Linked DNA regions of Homo sapiens: all the other regions are linked to region 1. Evidence: chromatin contacts called from ENCODE Hi-C or POLR2A ChIA-PET data. All regions are on one chromosome and are shown on one strand. The core of a region is the stretch at or near the end of the contact, and the rest is flanking DNA. Distances in the headings are between cores, read along the strand shown. Region 1 overlaps TPT1-AS1 (TPT1 antisense RNA 1). Region 2 overlaps GTF2F2 (general transcription factor IIF subunit 2). Region 3 has its middle 22 kb from the start of SLC25A30.

Region 1 (3,781 bases), core at 488-2,987:
GTGGCTCACGCCTGTAATCCCAACACTATGGGAGTCCGAGGAGGGTGGATTACCTGAGGTCGGGAGTTTGAGACCAGCCTGACCAACATGGAGAAACCCCGTCTCTACTAAAAATACAAAATTAGCCGGGCATGGTGGCACATGCCTGTAATCCCAGCTACTCGGGAGGCTGAGGCGGGAGAATTGCTTGAACCTGGGAGGCAGAGGTTGCAGTGAGCCAAGATCACGCCATTGCACTCCAGCCTTGGCAACAAGAGCAAAACTCCATCTCAAAAAACAAAAACAAAAACAAAAAATAAAACATATCCAGCAGTAGGCCAGACACGGTGGCTCACCCCTGTAATCCCAGCACTTTGGGAGGCTGAGGCAGGTGGATCACTGGAGGTCAGGAGTTTGAGACCAGCCTGGCCAACATGGTGAAACCCCATCCTTTACTAAAAATACAAAAATTAGCTGGGTGTGGGGGCATGTGCCTGTAATTCCAGCTACTCAGGAGGCTAAGGTAGAAGAATCGCTTGAACCCAGGAGGCGGAGGTTGCAGTGAGCCGAGATCGTGCCACTGCACTCCAGCCTGGGCTACAGAGTGAGACTCCATCTCAAAAAACAAACATGGTGGCTCACGCCTGTAATCCCAGCACTTTGGGAGGCCGAAGCAGGTGGATCACCTGAGGTCAGGAGTTCGAGACCAGCCTGGCCAAGATGGTGAAACCCTGTCTCTACTAAAAATACAAAAATTAGCCAGGCATGGTGGTGGGCGCCTGTAGTACCAGCTACTTGGGAGGCTGAAGCAGGAGAATCGCTTGAACCCAGGAGGTGGAGGTTGCAGTGAGCCAAGATCATGCCACTGCACTCCAGCCTGGGCGACAGAGCGAGACTCTGTCTCAAACAGGCCAGGCGTGGTGGCTCATGCCTGTAATACCAGCACTTTGGTAGGCCAGGAGTTCAAGATGAGCCTGGCCAACATGGTGAAACCCCGTCTATACTAAAAATACAAAAAGACTGGCGTGGTGGTGGGCGCCTGTAATCACAGCTACTTGGGAGGCTGAGGCAGGAGAATCGCTCGAACCCAGGAGGCGAAGGTTGCGGTGAGCCAACATTGCACCACTGCACTCCAGCCTGGGCGACACAGCAAGACTCTGCCTCAAAATAAATAAACAAACAAACAAAAATATCTGGCAGCAATTTTCAAGCATTCAAAAGAGATGTGAAGGAAAAAAATTTGGCCGGGAGCAGTGGCTCACGCCTGTAATCCCAGCACTCTGGGAGGCCAAGGTGTGCGGATCACGAGGTCAAGAGTTCGAGACCAGCCTGACCAACATGGTCAAACCTGGTCTCTACTAAAAATACAAAAATTAGCTGGGCATGGTGGCACGTGCCTGTAATCCCAGCTACTCAGGAGTCTGAGGCAGGAGAATCGCTTGAACCTGGGAGGCAGAGGTTTCAGGGAGCCGAGATCACACCACTGCACTCCAGCCTGGGCAACAGAGGGAGACTGTCTCAAAAAAAAAAAAAAATAAATAAATCAGCATAGTAATTGATGAGGACAAGGACATTTTATTATCATGGGATTATGGGGACAAATGATTGCTGAAATCATAATTAGCTTTCTGGCGGGGGAAGATAGTAAGGTAGAAAGAGGAGAAATGGGTGTAATCAAAGGAAGTGGCAGAGAGAGATTAAAAAAAAAAAACAGGAAATGAGAACAAGAATATGACTAACAATGCCTGAGCCCCACCCACCCATCCTCAGAGTGGACTCCCTCTCTCAAAGGCTTGTGGGCACCTGCCCCCGAGCTGACTCACCCTGTTCAGTCATCACAGCTCACTGCAGTGATGAAGGCTCAGGTGATCCTTTCACATCAGCCTCTCCAGTAGCTGGGACTAAAGGCATGTGCCACCATACCTGGCTAATTTTTTGTTTTTGTTTTTGTTTTGAGATGGAGTCTTGCTCTGTCACCCAGGCTGCAGTGCAGTGGCATGATCTAGGCTCACTGCAACCTCCACCACCTGGATTCAAGCAATTCTCTGCCTCAGCTTCCTGAGTAGCTGGGACTACAGGTGCCTGCCATGACGCCCAGCTAATTTTTTTGTGTATTTAGTAGAGATGGGGTTTCACCATGTTAGCCAGGATGGTCTCGATCTCCTGATCTCGTGATCCACCTGCCTCAGCCTCCCAAAGTACTGGGATTACAGGTGTGAGCCACCGTGCCCGGCCGTATTTTTTGTATTTTTAGTAGAGACAGGGTTTCACTATCTTGGCTAGGCTGGTCTTGAACTCCTGACCTCAAGTGATCCACCCACCTCGGCCTCCCAAAGTTCTGGGATTACAGGCATGAGCCACTGTGCCCAGCCACCCGTCACCTGCTAGTGTAGACAAATGAATAAACTTAGACAAGCACATGGGCTCCCTCTATACCAGCCTAGACTTTGACACTGAAACTCCATGAGTCTGGGCCACTTCCTGCCACAAGTGTGAATGGAAAATAAATCATTTTCCAAGGAACCCAAAATCACTAAGCCAAGGAGTCAAGCTGAGAACTTTCAGGCAAACCTGCCCCCCATTTTATTTCCTAAATAAGAGAGCTACAAAGATTAAAAAAAAAAAAAAGCTACACACCTTGCTCATAATTTGCCCACAAGGAAATACCTAATTCCACAAGGAAGGGCTAATCAGAAACTCAACAGAATGCAACTGTTTGTCTCTTATCCACCTGTGACCTGGAAGCCCCGTCCCTCACCTCGAGTTGTCTCGCCTTCCTGGACCAAACCAATGTACATCTTACACATATTGATTGATGTCTCATGTCTCCCTAAAATGTATAAAACCAAGCTGTGCCCTGACCACCTTGGACACATGTGGTCAGGACTTCCTGAGGCTGTGTCACGGGCGTGTGTCCTCAACCTTGGCAAAATAAACTTTCTAAATTGGTTGAGACCTGTCTCGGATACTTTGGGTTCACATAAGGAAACAGGAAGCAGGGATCTGGTGTCTATTTCTTTTTCCAAGCACAATGTAAGCACAGTTCTAGGCTGTGTTTGTCTTGTGAGTCCTTCCTGGCTCCCCTCAGGCACTGGCTTTCTCTCCTCTCTCCTGCCTTCTCTTTCTGGATCCACCCTCCAAATGTTGGAGTTCCTTAGGGTTTGATTCTTGGAACTCTTCTGTGTTTATGTGTTCTCCCTAGATAGCATCATCCGTAAGTGACTTAAATAGCACTCATAATGCTTAAAAAAAAAAATTTCCATTTCTAGCCTGGACGTCTCTGAATTTCAGAATAAGGTAAATGAAGAATTCACCTTTATACACCTTAAGTTTGAAATGCCGGTGATTTATCCAACAGCCTCCTTGGTTTTGGTTTTAGCCGTATCACCGGCATCTCATTTAACTCAACGTATGCACATCTGAATTCTACTGACTCTCCTAAACTTGCACTCTGCTCCATCTCAGCCAATGGTACCACCCAGTTTCCTGAGCTAAGTGCCTTCTTTGACACCTTCCTTTCCAACACCACCTCACCTGATCTGTCACCAGTCCTGTCACTTGTTTTAAATCCTTGCACTGTCTCCCACCTCTGCACCTCTCCTCCTTGTCTCAGCCTGCTGTCTCACCCTTCTACTCTTCCTCCCTAAAGTCTGTAATCATCTAGCACCATCTTGTTAAAACATAAAAGATCATGCAGAGTCCCACTTAAAAGCTTACAAATATCTCATTGTACTTAAAATAAAGCTCAAATTCAGCAATGCCTAGAAGGCAGTGAGGAGTGGATAGGTATGAGAATGGCTGC
Region 2 (3,781 bases), core at 398-2,897, 86 kb before region 1:
CGCAGATGCAGAAATGGGAAGCATGCGTGAGGGGGAGTGTTGGAAGATGAGGCTAAAGGGAGAAGGCAGACCTGAGTGGATGCCTACAAAGGCGTTTGGAATTTAATGTGTAGCCCAAACGGGGAAGTCATTAGAATATTTTAGACAGAGGAAGGACATGTGCTCTTTCTGTTCTCTGTCCATGTCTTCCCTTTAGAGATTTTCCCTTCAGAGACCTTGTTTTTCCCTATCGTCACTACTACTTTCTCTGCTAATGTTTTATACCTACTTCCCTGCCAAGCTAATTTATTTGATTAGAGTAAAATGGTCTTAGGTTGCAGTTTAGAACATCCTAAAAATCAGGAAGTTTGTGTCCCCTACCCCCTGATCACAGTACATTGTGACCCTGATTGCATTTTGTTGCTTGAGAAATTGACTGACTATGGTCATCTCATTCCATTCTTATTGTTACAAGGAAAAAAGAATGACACCTTCGTTTATAAAAAGAATTCCATATGTTCTACTAGATTGCCAAAATGAGGGTGGACATGAAAACAACTGAATTTGTACACTTCAGACTTTATTAATATTTTTTGTTTAACCCTTTTTAGGATTTTCATTTTCTGGGCCTAGATTATAAATGGGCACACTAGACTTGAAGTCAGGAGAGCTTCTTTTCTATGGAGCTACTAAAATGCTCCTGGCAATTGTTCTTTTCATTTTTGACCCATTGCAGTGCATCCACAATTGTATGGTTGTTTGTGCAACATCGTCTTAGCCAGTCTCATAATAAACCATTCTTTGGAATTTTACAAAGATGTCATTCTTGGCACCTAAACAGAGAATCATTTGTGCCTAACCAATCATTTTCCATTTATGAATCCTGTTCAATTAGAAAGTAGTTTATGAACAGTGTCCTGTTTTTTAAATGTAATTTGAAATAGCAGGTGGCAGACTTGCATTTTATATTACCTAGATATCTCAAGCCTTTATGCTTACTCATTCACACGGGTCTGCTAGTGAAGCCAACTGTATAAGGTGTGGGAGGTAGGCAAGCCTCGGGGGAACCCAGGGCTCATTTGGTTCATTGCTGCCATCTGCTGGGGCTTGGCTGCTGGCATGGGAAGGCTGCCCACGAGAGAGCTGAGCCATCCTGAAGGAACCTCTGTATACTTCCAGTACTAATCAGCTATTATGTTTCTAGGTGACAACCTACCCCTAACTAAAAGGACTTTATGAACTCTAGAGCATTATATCAGTCAGTGTAAAGTGGCATTAGATTATGTTGGTAACACGTACTCTACAGCAAACATGAGGCTCAGAGAACGAAGCAACACACTAAGGACTCAAAGATCCTAGAGTATCAGAACTGGAAGAACCTTAAGCCAGATGTGGTGGAACTTTAGTATATAGTTACATGAGTCGCCTAGGCACTTGTTAAAATGCAGATTCCTGGGCCTAGCCCAAGAGACTTTGATTCAGTAGGCCCAAGCTGTGTCTCATTTAACAAGCTCCCCACAGGGTTCTGATGCAGGTGGTCTAGCACCATGCTAGAGAAAAGCACTACCTTAAATATACAGACAAGAGCTTCTCAGCCATTTTTCTTATTAATGCCTCACTTCAATCAATAAGAAAAATTACATCTTCCATCAATGGGATGAGTCATCATCATACCGTAACTAGTTCTTTGAAGCACACGCACACAAATTATTGTTGGATTGCTTTGTTCTGCAACAACAACAAAAGAGTCGCTTTTAAATAATTATCTTGGCTGGGTGCAGTGGCTCAGGCCTGTAATCCCAGCACTTTGGGAGGCCGAAGTGGGTGGATCACCTGAGGACAGGAGTTCGAGACCAGCCTGGCCAACATGGTGAAACCCCATCTCTACTAAAAATACAAAAAATTTAGCTGGGCGTGGTGGCATGCGCCTGTAATCCCAGCTACTTGGGAGGAGGCAGGAGAATCGCTTGAACCTGGGAGGCGGAGGTTGCAGAGAGCCGAGATCATGCCACTGCACTCCAGCTTGGGCAACAAGAGCAAAACTCCATCTCAAAATAATAATGATAATAATAATTAATATTATTATCTTTCCTTTCTTCTCCAAGAAGGAAATTCTGTAATTTATATTGGTCAGCTTATTGTGGAATGCTTTTTGGCCTTCAGCATTGGCAAGCAAAGGTCTAGTTTCATATTACACTTAACATAGCCATCATTTCCATGACCATAGTAATCATTTAGTAAATGTTTATTGAATTTTTAGGGACCTAAAACACCATAATATGACTCTTTTCTTTGGAGAAGCCAAACACAAGGCTGCATCCCTGATAGTTTTAGGGGATGTCTTCTTATCACTTTATTTATTTATTTGTTTTTTGAGACAGAGTTTCACTGTTGTTGCCCAGGCTAGAGTGCAATGGCACAGTCTCAGCTCACTGCAACCTCTGCCTCCTGGGTTCAAGTGATTCTCCTGCCTCAGTCTCTCTAGTAGCTGGGATTACAGGTTCCCACCACCATGCCTGGCTAATTTTTGTATTTTTAGTAGAGACGGGGTTTCACCATGTTGGCCAGGCTGGTCTCGAACTCCTGACCTTAGGTGATCTGCCCACTTCAGCCTCCCAAAGTGTTGGGATTACAGGCGTGAGCCACCAAGCCCGGCCTTATTATCACTTCTTACTCCCTTATCTGTGTTGGCAAGCTTGGCTAAAGTACAAATAGTAGTAAATACAAATAACAACTCTCCTTCTCACATAGGAAAAAATAAGTGGGTGGCCTAAAAACAAATTTGAGAACTCACCTTAGAACTGAGAATTCTGAATACCTGTCATATGCCTGCTTGATAGAATATTCTCAAAAATGTTGCTCATTTTTTTTATATGCTACTGCTCCTGAAACTACTGGTTTCAATCTGTGAACTGAGTCCCATGAGGCCACTGAACTCAAGGGCAGATTACCCTTGGTGTACCGTGTCACACTGAGTGAGGACCAGTAATTTTTTCGTGTATTTCATGTAGTGTTTTTTGTGTTTTTTTTGTTTGTTTGTTTTAGCTTTTAAGTTGTTGGCATTCAGGACTTTCAACTCCTTTAATGCACATGATCATATATTTAGTGCAGTTACCATGTCGCACATGTAGAATCAAAAGGCAGTTTATTGAACCTCCTTATAGAGAAATCTTGCTGAGCTTTTAGGATCATAATTTTTATGGCTTGCATATGTGCTTTGGCATATCATCTTATTTTAAGTTTTGTCCCCTGCATTTATAATCTCATTTGTTAGGGGTTTTGTTTTTGTTTTAGGTGTACCTGAAGGAAATCTTAAAAGAAATTGGTGTTCAGAATGTAAAAGGGATCCACAAAAACACATGGGAGCTGAAGCCAGAGTACAGACACTATCAAGGAGAAGAAAAGAGTGACTAAGAAGACTCCTAGCCAGCATGCTAGTGAAACGACTAGCAGCGATGCTATGCAAAAGGCGCTGATACTGGAAGGCTTGAACACCGTATGTTAATAGGGGTTAAGTGACAGTACTTTGATTTCTCTCGGTAAATTTTTTAAACCTGTAATTCTTGTAAAGTTTCTTAACTGTTTTTTTGAGGAGAAAGAACAGATTTATTTATAGACTTAACTTGTATTAAACCAGATTATTCACAGTAGGAATAGGGGTTGGAGGATTAAGAGGGTTTTTCTTAAATATTAGCTTTTAATGTGTACAATTAGGAAATTTTTTTAAGTGAGGACTCTCTACCCTTGCCGTATCTAAGGAGCTGAGGTAATACAGATCCAAGGAGAATTGTATAGCAAGAAA
Region 3 (3,781 bases), core at 472-2,971, 73 kb after region 1:
GGAGTCTCGCTCTGTCGCCCAGGCTGGAGTGCAGTGGTGCAATCTCAGCTCACTGCAACCTCTGCCTCCCAAGTTCAAGCGATTCTCCTGCCTCAGCCTCCTGAATAGCTGGGATTACAGGCATGCGCCACCACGCCCAGCTAGTTTTTGTATTTTTAGTAGAGACAGGGTTTCGCCGTTTTGGCCAGGATGGTATCAAACTCCTGACCTCAGATTATCCACCCACCTCAGCCTCCCAAAGGGCTGGGATTACAGGCATGAGCCACCACGCCCAACCACAAGTTTTAAAACCACTTTGGGTTTTAAGGTGAGTCCTGTGAGGGCCTCTGCATATGCCAGTGTCCAGGCTCTGCAGACATGCCGGAAAGAGAATGCTTTCTGTTTGACTGTGCCTCCTCTTACACAGACACTACTCATGTGCATTGTTGTGGATGGCTGCATGCAGTAAGAGTATAAAGACCTCACTCAAATACACAATTAAGCACACTTTATATTGCTCATGTGAAAGGGAGCTACTATAGAATCAAGGCAGCCCTGCATGAAATTGTTAGGGGATGATTTGCGACAATACGGACGGACCTAAAGGACATTATGCTAGGTGAAATGAGTCAGTCACAGAAGCTTACATGAGGACTTTAAAATAATCAAACTTAGAGAAGCAGAAAATACAATGGAGGTTGCCAGAGGATGGAGGAAATGGGGAGTTTTTCAATGGGTATGAAGCTACAGTTATATAAGATGATTAAGATCTAGACATCTGCTGTATAACATAGTGCCTATTGTTAACAATATACCATGTTGTACACTTAAAAATGTGTTAAGAGGGTAGATTTCATGTTAAGTGTTCTTCCTCGCATACACACACACAAAAAGGCAGACAAAGGGGCACAACGAAACTTTTGGAGATGATGAACTTATTTGTTACCTTGATTGTGGCAATGATATCATAGGTATATGTGCATTATAACCAAAGTCATCAAATTTTATACATTTAAATATGTGCAATTTTTTGTATATCATTTATACTTCAATAAAGCTATCAAAAAATTAAAGCATTGTAAGTTAAAGAAAAAGAAAAGAAAAGGCTGGGCATGGTGACTCACACTGTAAAACTGTAATCCTAGCACCTTGGGGGTTCAAGGCGGGTGGATTGTTTGAGCCCAGGAGTCGGAGACCAGCCTGGGCAACATGGTGAAACCCTGTCTCTACAAAAAAAAAAAAAAAAACATACAAAAATTAGCTGGGCATGGTGGCACACACCCTGTGGTCTCAGCTACTCAGGAGACTGAGGTAGGAGGATCACTTGAGGCCAGGAGGTTGAGGCTACAGTGAGCTGAGATCACACCACTGTACTCCCCCTGAAAAAAAAAAAAGGAAGAAAGACAGGAAGGAAGGAAGGACGGAAGAAGGAAAGAAGGAAGGAAGGAAGGAAGGATGGAAGGAACCCTGTACAGAATCTAATATGGACAACATACATCATGTAAAAAAAATTAGGGGATGGTTGTTAGAGAAATACATAGCCACACATATATTAAATGTCTTCCCAAAATGCTCAATGTATTTATGACCTAAAGAGCTGATACTTAGCTAACCCACATAACAGGAGCTCTAAATAGAACAGACACTCAGCCAGTGCCGGTTAACTAACAAATTCCTCTGCAGAACGGCAGCTCAAGAAGCAGATGCATTTCACCCTCGTGCTTATGTTGGCACTGATAACAATGTCCTGCTGGGTTTCTCTCCTCATCATGTCCTTCCCCACAGGTCAAGGCCAGTTCTCAGTTAATGGTTTGAGTCACAAGGACATGCAGTCCTCTTAGAGTGGACAAATGCCAAACTTGCTCTATCAACACCACAGAAGGATTTTTCAATGGCTAGAGGTCTCTATATGACCAGGAACTCCTAGCCTTAATATAGACTTTCCAATAGCCTAGGAAAAATTCTACAACCAGAGATGCAAGTACTCACATTACCACCATCACCCTTTCACCTACTTACCTAAAAAGGGATAACTAGACCTTGGCTGGGGCTTATTGATATAGGCCACAGAGTACCCTCTGTACCTTGACAGTCTATTTCCCAGATGTAATGCAATGTCCACATAAATAAACAGAATAACTCTGTCCCCAAATATGTTTCCTTTAATCAAAGTTCACTGAAAAACAAAAACTAAGGATGATTTAACAAAATAGTTTGTATGTGTTCATTGTCCTCTTTCCATTTATACTAAAAAGATAAGAAGGCTGAGTGCAGTGGCTCACGCTTGTAATCCCAGCACTTTGTGGGGGCTAAGGCAGGTGGATCACCAGAGGTCAGAAGTTTGAGACCAGCCTGGTCAACATGGTGAAACCCTGTCTCTACTAAAAATACAAAAATTAGCCGGGTGTGGTGGTGGGCACCTGTAGTCCCAGCTACTCTGGAGGCTGAGGCAGAAGAATCTCTTGAACCCAGGAGGCAGAGGTTGCAGTGAGCCGAGATTGCGCCATCGCACTCCAGCCTGGGCAACAAAAGTGAAACTCTCTCTCAAAAAAAAAAAAAAAGAAAAAGAAAAGAAAAGAAAAGGAAAAAAGAAAAGAAACTTGATAGAATGGTCAGATGGCTTTTTCAGTTGTTACTTTCAACAACTTTCAGTTGTTCAGTTTTTCAGTTGTTACTCTATCATACACATCATAGCATGATATGAGTGCTAAATAAATATTAGGCAAGTTATCATCAGTAAAGCCAATCTGGAAATTTACAAGATTCAGCTGAAAATTGTTTCTTGTCTCGGTTTCTATGAGAATACCAGGGGAACACTACCAGGGCTTGTCCAGGATGAATGTCTCCAACTTTACACCTTATTACTTGCTCTCATGCACTAGTGCTTCACCTTAAAATGAATCATAACAGCAAGTTATCCAGCAAGAACACGACAGGAGGTGATCTGTCTGGCTGTGGTGCTTCCACAGCCAGCCACAGGAGGGGTGTAAAAAGATTCTCTTGCCTAGGACAATGGCATTTCTGATTGCTAATTTTGTCTGACTGTGGTTTACAAATTCAACTTCCTTTGAAGATACGCATTCACTTAATTCTCTGGCCCAGCAAACCAGAACAGAATTTCTAGCTACCAATGTGAATCCTGAATATTTGTTTCCTTTTGGGTTTAGTAAAGTAGAAAATGAAACAATCACAAGAGGAAATGTGCCTAGAAAAAAAACCTGATTAAATCTGTGGAGAGTGGTTGGTAAAAATGGAAACATTTCACATTTCACCAAAAATCTCACATGTTGCTGTGGAAAATAAATGTATTTTTTACTTAAATGCATGCATTTAACAATCACCGATTGATTGCCATGCTGGGTACAAAAGGTGGGGAAATGCCTTTGCATTTAGAGATTTACAGTCTGATGGAAGAGGAAAAAAAAATCCAAAATTATATAATGGCCTGGAAGGGTGCTTAGAAGTCTTCTTGGGAGAGGCCGGGTGCAGTGGCTCACGCCTGTAATCCCAGCACTTTGGGAGGCTGAGGCGAGTGGATCACGAGGTCAGTAGTTCAAGACCAGCCTGGCCAGGATGGTGAAACTCTGTTTCTACTAAAAATACAAAAAAAATTAGCCGGGCCTGGTGGCGGGCACCTGTAATCCCAGCTACTCGGGAGGCTGAGGCAGGAGAATCGCTTGAACCCAGGAGGTGGAGGTTGCAGTGAGCCGATATCACACCATTGCATTCCAGCCTGGGCAACAGAGCAAGAAAAAAGAAGTCTTCCTGGGAGAGATGACACTTAAAAAAAAAAAAATAGGGC

The links. Hi-C counts contacts between places; a loop is a spot of excess contacts on that map. ChIA-PET counts read pairs that join two places held with the same protein, here RNA polymerase II (POLR2A). Pooled maps may share reads with other maps.
Region 2: a loop to region 1 is called in a pooled map, with 2.1 times the contacts of the local background. The contact joins two enhancer-like sites. A Hi-C loop is called at or near these places in 1 of 50 pooled maps. POLR2A ChIA-PET finds 5 or more read pairs at or near these places in 2 of 52 experiments (activated naive CD4-positive, alpha-beta T cell and naive thymus-derived CD8-positive, alpha-beta T cell).
Region 3: a loop to region 1 is called in a pooled map, with 3 times the contacts of the local background. The contact joins two enhancer-like sites. A Hi-C loop is called at or near these places in 9 of 50 pooled maps. POLR2A ChIA-PET finds 5 or more read pairs at or near these places in 4 of 52 experiments (Caco-2, GM12878, HEK293 and 1 more).

Annotation. Positions count from the first base shown.
Region 1 is chr13:45,365,799-45,369,579 of GRCh38, forward strand. All of the region lies in intron 3 of TPT1-AS1 (TPT1 antisense RNA 1), which reads left to right. Among named protein-coding and RNA genes, the nearest start is that of TPT1-AS1, 26 kb to the left of the region's middle. RefSeq lists an enhancer at 1,675-2,181. Within about 2 kb of position 1,738, at least 12 of the 41 ENCODE cell types and tissues checked have a DNase peak (open chromatin) inside an H3K27ac peak, as active enhancers do.
Region 2 is chr13:45,280,169-45,283,949 of GRCh38, forward strand. GTF2F2 (general transcription factor IIF subunit 2) reads left to right here. Exons shown (of 8, transcript NM_004128.3): 8 at 3,274-3,781. The coding sequence ends at 3,393. Among named protein-coding and RNA genes, the nearest start is that of SNORA31B, 54 kb to the right of the region's middle. Within about 2 kb of position 1,648, at least 3 of the 41 ENCODE cell types and tissues checked have a DNase peak (open chromatin) inside an H3K27ac peak, as active enhancers do.
Region 3 is chr13:45,438,855-45,442,635 of GRCh38, forward strand. No RefSeq gene overlaps it. Among named protein-coding and RNA genes, the nearest start is that of SLC25A30, 22 kb to the left of the region's middle. Within about 2 kb of position 1,722, at least 8 of the 41 ENCODE cell types and tissues checked have a DNase peak (open chromatin) inside an H3K27ac peak, as active enhancers do.